Regions from separate parts of the Mus musculus genome. Here region 2 is linked to region 1. Evidence: chromatin contacts called from ENCODE Hi-C or POLR2A ChIA-PET data. All regions are on one chromosome and are shown on one strand. Each heading gives the region's core, a stretch centred on a gene start or an enhancer-like site at or near the end of the contact. The rest is flanking DNA. Distances are from core to core; before and after follow the strand shown. Region 1 holds the start of Aicda (activation-induced cytidine deaminase). Region 2 holds the start of Gdf3 (growth differentiation factor 3).

What was found. A loop is a pair of places that touch in the nucleus more often than their neighbours do. ChIA-PET counts read pairs that join two places held with the same protein, here RNA polymerase II (POLR2A).
Region 2: POLR2A ChIA-PET joins it to region 1 with 23 read pairs in embryonic stem cell. The contact joins the promoter of Gdf3 here to the promoter of Aicda in region 1. A Hi-C loop is called at or near these places in 4 of 37 maps with a recorded cell type or tissue (adrenal gland, gastrocnemius and v-Abl transformed pro-B cells). POLR2A ChIA-PET finds 5 or more read pairs at or near these places in 3 of 5 experiments (all embryonic stem cell).

The regions. Positions count from the first base shown.
Region 1 is chr6:122,552,066-122,555,629 of GRCm38, reverse strand. It overlaps Aicda (activation-induced cytidine deaminase), which reads right to left and starts at 1,821. Exons shown (of 5, transcript NM_009645.2): 1 at 1,721-1,821. The coding sequence starts at 1,728.
Region 2 is chr6:122,608,276-122,611,839 of GRCm38, reverse strand. Gdf3 (growth differentiation factor 3) reads left to right here and starts at 1,753. Exons shown (of 2, transcript NM_008108.5): 1 at 1,753-2,144. The coding sequence starts at 1,874.

The DNA.
Region 1 (3,564 bases), core at 572-3,071:
CTGACCTGTGGACTGGGCACCTCCATCCAGCACTCCCCTCAACTCTAGCTAGGAGCCTATTTCCAGCTCCCTCTCCTCGGGATGTCCCTCCCGGTAAGGAGGACTTTGCTAGGTGGTGTCCCAAACCTGTAGATCGCCAGCTGCTGAGACAGCTGTGCTCCTTGAGGCAGAACCTTAGCTGCTTCCCCAGCAATGCAAACCAGACTCAAGGGGTTAAAAATAATCCCAGCCTAGTAGCAGGGCTGCCTTGAGTTACCCGCTGCCCTTGCTCCAGTCCATGCCGTGCCATCCTGTGTCTCTCCACTGTCTTGTTTGCTTCTCCCTGAATCTCAGCCTCGTCTTTGCTTTGCATTTTGCCATGCTCATGCATTTCTCTCGGACCCTTCTCCATCAGGACATAGATCTCAGATTTGGTTTCAAAATTCACTATAAACCCAGAAGCAGCTCATGCTGTCTGCCTGCCTCCTGTGAACATTTGTTTGTTTGTTTGTTTGTTTGTCTGTCTGTCTGTCTGTCTGTTTGCTTTTTGAGGGCTCAGGATGTAATTAAGTGGCAGATTACTTGTCTAGCATGTGTGAGGTCTTCAATGTGGTCCCTGATAGGGGTGAGGGAGAGTGGGAGGAGGAAAGGGGGAGGAGAGGGAGGAGGAGAAGGAGGAGAAGGAAAAGGAAGAGGAGGAGGGGGAAGAGGAGAAGGGGCAAAAGGAGGAGGAGGAGGGAGAAGAGGAGGGAAAGAGATGGGGAGCAGGAGAAGGAGGAGGAAGAGGAGGAAGAGGGGGAAGAGGGGAAGGGGAAGAGGAGGGGGAGGAGGGAGAAGAGGAGGGGAAGAGATGGGGAGGAGGGAGGAAGAGGAGGAGGGGGAGAAGAAGAGGGGGTAGGAGAAGGGTAACAAAAAGAAAGAAGGAAGACAAGAAAGGAAAAATCTGGAATCTGAAGAACACCCTGCTACCATTAGCTATATTAACTCCATATTCTAAACCTCATAGCCAAACGGAAGTGAGCTCAAGTGTATGGGCTTTAGGCATAGTGACTCACACACTGGCAATAAATGTAAAAATCAAGAGAGAAATTTCTGATAATGGCTCATCATGAGCTGCATATAAAAGCTTTCAAGAAGCTAAGAAATCTCTGCATAGATGAATTAAACAGTAAAAATGTCACCAAGTGTCTAACAGTTGAGTCTATAACACTAAATTGCCTGTCTTAATGAAATTCTCTCCTTCAATAGACACCATTGTAATGAGTTGCAAGCAATTCATCTCAAATGTTTAGTTTTTTTTTTTTTTTTTTTTTTTTTGAGAAGTACAAATCTTCTTGCTATAACTAAATAATTCCTGTAAAGACTCCCCATGCGAGTCTTAAGATGTTGGATATTTGCCAAATAATTGTGAAAATAACCACTACTGTTTTTAGTAAGGAGTTGCTACGACCTCTTTGTGGCGCGGGCCTCTAAGGCTTCGCTGTTATTACCACAAGCCGGCTCTAGCTCTGCCCAAATCTCAGGACAAGTCAAGGCTTCCTATCTCTAGCAACACAGAGAAGAGAGAAACCGGGGGAAGGGAAGAACTTCGTGGTCAGAGTTAGGTCCAAAACCCAAAAGACCTGAGCAGAGGGTGGCAAGCAGACGAGGAAATTCGCGCACTGACAGGCAAAGCCTCCATCCAGACAGGCAGCCAGCACTACTGGAGCACATGCACAAGCAGATGAGACTGTCTTGTTACCTGTCCATATCGGTCTCCAGCGTGACTTTCTTGACTCCCTCAAAGTCTTAGGCCAAAGGAAGCTTGCTTCAAGCAAGGCTGCTTCAGTGCTGTTGTGTGACAGAGCACTGGCCCCTGGCATTCAAATCTGAGCTTGCTCTTGTGGGCTCCTCCCCCACGACAGCATCACTACCACCAGGTATCCAACATCTGCCTCCTGGGTTGGGTCCAGTAAAGATGGGCGGGGCTGTGGTGGGCAGAGCCACACGGATTAAATGATTGGGGGGCGGGGGGCAGTTCTGCTCATGCTTAATGTCCAACTTCCTTCGAGGCTGTTCCTCTAAAAAGCCAGCCCAGGTACCACAGGTAACAAAGATCAGGAGACAATAGCACTGGACACTTTTCACATTGGTATCATGATAATGAGCTCTGTGAGTGTGTGTGTGTGTGTGTGTGGGGGGGTCCCAGGTATCACACCTAAGGTCTGTGCATGCTTCCTAATTTTAAAATTGTGATAACAAGAATGATAGCAGTCATAGTGACTTAAAGTGGCCTTAAATGCATCTTGTGCTTCTTGAACTTACAGTATCTGTTCCTTCCGTTTGTTACACTCAGTTTTATGCCTCAGTAGAGATGGGGGTTGACCACCACAGCATCCAGAGAGTGAACTTTAGCCTCCTAATTCTCTAATATATTTTTCTTTTTTTAAAATGACATTATAAGATAGCTAGAAAGACTAGTTGCTTGCACCAAAAAGTGATTTATTTTAATTTTGTGTGTGTGTGTGTGTCAAAAAGTATTTTTTTTTTAAAAAAGAACTCTTTTTCCTCATTAAAAATACCTTACTGGAGGCCTGGAGAGCTGGCCCAGTGATTAAGAGCACTTATTTCTATTGCAGAGGACCAGCAGGCGGTTGAAAGCCACCATGTGTGGTTGCTGGGATCTGAACCCTGATCATCTGGAAGAACATCCTTTGCTTTCTTCCTTCCTTCCTTTCTTATACTCTTCCTTCCTTCCTTCCTTCCTTCCTTCCTTCCTTCCTTCCTTCCTTCCTTCCTTCCTTCTTTCCTCCCTCCCTCCCTCCCTCCCTCCCTCCCTCCCTCCTTCCTTCCTTTCTTCCTTCCTTCCTTCCTTCCTTCCTTCCCTTCCTTTTTTTAGATAGGGTGTCATTATGTAGCTCCTCTGGCTGGTCTGGAACTTTCTATATAGACCAGACCAGTCTTGAGCTAGAGACTGGATCCCGTTGCATGCACACAGCACATGCCCCTGCCCCTATTTTGTTGCTGTGAAATCTCTCTGTGCAAAGTCTCATAGTTCAGGACTTGGCTTACTCCCTGGCAGTTTAGCCTTCCCTGGATATCATATCTGAAATGTTAATGAGCCCCCATCCTCCTTCTTCCTCTAATTAATTTCCTCTGCATTATCACATCACTATCAGAGACACAATTTCCCTCACTAGTGAATTAATGAATTCCTGGGAAAAAAATTTCAGGGCACCGGGAGTAACCAGCACCAGCCGTGACATTACAGGGTTAAGGGAACCCAGGTGGTGGGTGGACAAGTCCCTCTAACTTGTCTCACAGGATGAGGCCCGGACCTTTGCCCTACTTTGGCCAATTGTCCAGGGAATGACATACTGAGACACACGTACACAGCCTCCCAAAGGGCCGACTTGATGGATATTGGCAGAGATGTTGTGATTTCTTTACATTTTAAAAAATTATATATATATTGCTGTGCTTGGCAGTGGAGGGGTATATGAGGCACGAGGGCCAGAGCTTATGTGTAGATGTCAGAAGACAATTTACAAGACTTGGTCCTCTCTGTCCACCATGTAGATCCTGAGGCTTGAACTCAAGTAGTCA
Region 2 (3,564 bases), core at 504-3,003, 56 kb before region 1:
AAAGCTCCTTTGGGCAGTGTGAGTCCCAACCTGCGGACTTCCGACTGGGTCCCTCAACCCGTTCCTGAAGCAAATTTGTTGGTTCTAGCTTTAGTTGAGACAACATTCAGTGAGAGGAAATGAAGAATTTGATGCTGCCCAGGTGATACCGGATGGGACCAGAGCTCACCCCAGGACTGAGATCCTAGTCAAGAAGAATTTGGTTAGACACTGAAATCTAGAAGAGGAATGTAGGCTTTTTTGTTGGGTCGGTTGAGACAGGGTCTCATTTTGCAGCCTAGGCAGCCAGGAACTTCAGAGGCTTTGAGGTTCTTAACCTGTGTCCGCCTCCTAAGCAGCTGGGATTGTTGGACTGTAATCACTAGGCCTGGTTAAAAACATCTTTTTTTTTTTATGTTGGGATTTTTTTTTTTTTACAGTGTTACCCAGGATCTTGAGTATCCACCACTGAGCTACACTGCCAGTTAGTGTTTTTGTACTTAGACTATGAAGTATAAAATTATAAAAATGTATTTTTATTGTTTTTAATTTTGCATAGGTTGTGTGCCTGCATATGGGTATGTGCACATGTGTGCAGGTGCCTGCTGAGTGAGGCCAGATGCGTTCAATCCCCTGAAGACAGCTATAAGCTGCCAGATATGGGCTCTAGGAACCAAATTTGGCTCCTCTGGAAGAGCAGCAAGTGCTTTTAACCACTGAGTCCTCTCTGCATCCCAAACTAAGAGAATCATAGTGAACTGGGCGTGGCAGCACACTGACAGCTCAGTCACAGTTTTCTGGACAGTGTGGAAGGACTACCTAAACCCAGGATTCTGACTCCCCTGGGAAAGATAGCAACCCCACCCCCACTCTAAGTTAGGTCTCAATGTAGCTCAAGCTAGCTTCAAACTTGCTATATGATTGAAGTTGGTATTATATTTTTATTCTTCTATCTCTGCTTCCTGAGTACAGGGATAAGAGGTTTGTAATTAGTTCCTGCAAGACACCATTTCTGGAAGGAAGGAAGGAAGGAAGGAAGGAAGGAAGGAGGGAAGGGAAGGGAAGGGAAGGGAAGGGAAGGGAAGGGAAGGGAAGGGAAGGGAAGGGAAGGGAAGGAAGAAAGCAATCGAGAGAGAGAGAGAGAGAGAGAGAGAGAGAGAGAGAGATTGAGAGATTGATTGATTACAGGGCTAGGAGTGACCAGAGTGCTTGCCTAGCGTGTTTTCAGCCCAGAGTTCCATACCATGCATCTCATCCAATCTCATTGGGAGCGATAGGTAGACTAGATTAGAAGTTCAAACTTGGGCCAGCAAGGTGCCCCAGTGGGTAAAGGTGCTTGCCACCAAGCCTGATAATCTGAGTTCAATTCCTGGGACCCATTCGGAAGACGAGACCAACTCCTGCAAATTGACCTGGGAGCTCCGCCCCTGTACTGTGGCATGCATAACCCACTCACAGGCATAATAAACAAACAAACAAACAAACAAACAAACAAATATCTTGTTAAAAGAGAAACAAGTTGAAGGTCAATCTAGGACACAAGAGACCCCCTCTCAAAATTACACATATAATAAATTATTCTCTACTGTGCTCCCAGAAGTTATCTTATTGCCTTGCATATCACAGACACACTAATGTCTGTGTGTTGAATGAGTGTGTCTTCCTTTTCACTCACGCTGTACACTGCTGACCAACCCGCGGGGAGTAGAAGGAGAAAACACACACACACACACACACACACACACCATCTGTCTTTTCACATTGAATTGCCTCTGAGGGGCTGAGAAGAGAGCAATTCACACTTGATTAGCTCCCAGGCTCCTGAATTGAGCAGAGGAGGCTAGACCGCTGAGCTGCGCACCCCAGAGGCTGCTCTACCCTGGCTCAGACGACCATGCAGCCTTATCAACGGCTTCTGGCGCTTGGCTTCCTTCTGTTAACCCTGCCCTGGGGCCAGACATCCGAGTTTCAAGACTCTGACCTTTTGCAGTTTCTGGGATTAGAGAAAGCGCCTTCACCTCACAGGTTCCAACCTGTGCCTCGCGTCTTAAGGAAAATCATCCGGGCTCGAGAAGCCGCTGCAGCCAGTGGGGCCTCGCAGGACTTATGCTACGTGAAGGAGCTGGGTGTTCGTGGGAACCTGCTTCAGCTTCTCCCAGACCAGGGTAAGGAACCCGAGGGTTTATCAGAGAAAAATCTCAAGTGGGTGCTGTGGAGCAGGGAGGAGGATACAGATGGACACCATGGCTGGCCGGAGTCTGGCCTTGGATCTTGCACATTCTGTCTTGGTTCCAAGATCAGCCCAGAGGAAGGCACGTGTTCTTATCACCTCTCCACGCTAGTCTAACTACCGCGGTGCCGGTTTAGCAGAATTTAATTTACAGTTAACAGAGAGTGGGTTTAGACTATAGGTCAGCATTCCGAGAGCTAGACAATGTCACACCTTGGGTGAGACCGAATTCAAGGTAGGTTTTAAAAGTCAGCGGTTCCCCACCACCTCCCTTCTCTTTTCTCCTGCTTACTCTCTCCCTGTTTTTAATATGTTTTTGTGCATGCCTATCCTAAGAGTTCAGAGGTGTCAGATCCCCTGGAGCAGAAGTTACAGGAGGTTGTGAGCTGCCCAACCGCATGGCTGCTGCGAAATGAGCTCCGGTCCTCTTAAGCATGCAGCCATCTTTCTTTCTATCCCCTCTGTGTTACTTTTGTTAGATGCAAAAGCACGTCTCTTTGTGTAGCCCTGGCTGTCCTGGAACTTGCTATGTATACCTTAGAGCAAGAGCCACCTGCCTCTGCTTCCAAGTACTGAGTGCTAGGATTAAAAGCCAGCACATCTCTTGATTTTATCTATTTATATTTTATTAATTATTTTATTTCATTTTGTTTGTTTCTTCAACACAGGGTTTCTCTGTGTAGCCCTGCCTGCCCTGGGGGTCTCTTTCTAGACCAGCATGGCCTTGGATTCAAGAGACACCCCCTACCTCTGCTTCCCAGGTGCTGGGATTAAAGGCAGGCGCCATCATGCGTGACTTGACTTTTTAAAAATACAGACCAATGGTGTTAATCTAAGGCACAGTTACACTCTTATAAAATTCTGAGGGACTGCCATCCCATAGCTTTTTAAACTGACCACCAAATTGCACAAGCCACCCGTTTGATGTTTGAAAAGTAGTTTCTTCTAGCCTTAGGCTGCGGTCCTTTCTTTCCCTACTTGATTCTTATTCAAAGTTGGAGCCTCTTGGGAGAGTCCACATTCCTGCATTGGCATTCAGATGCGTAGTCTTTCTGGTAACTGTTTTTTTCCTGGCTTGGGTGGATTTTGTTTTGAGACACTATCCTGGTCTGCAGCTCTTTCTTGCAGCTCAGACTGGCCACAAGTTTTACAGCAATCCCCCTGCTGCAGTTTCCCAAGGGTTGAGATTATAAAACGAAGATGAATAAAGGATTTGTCCCTGAAGCCCTTAATGTATACTTACTGGGAGTTAGACTGGAAATGGCCTTGAGAGTGCATATATTATTAAAAGTCTACTCTGTTTCAGAGTTTCAGCTGGCCGTGGTGCACGCGTTTAATCTCAGCACTCCGGAGGC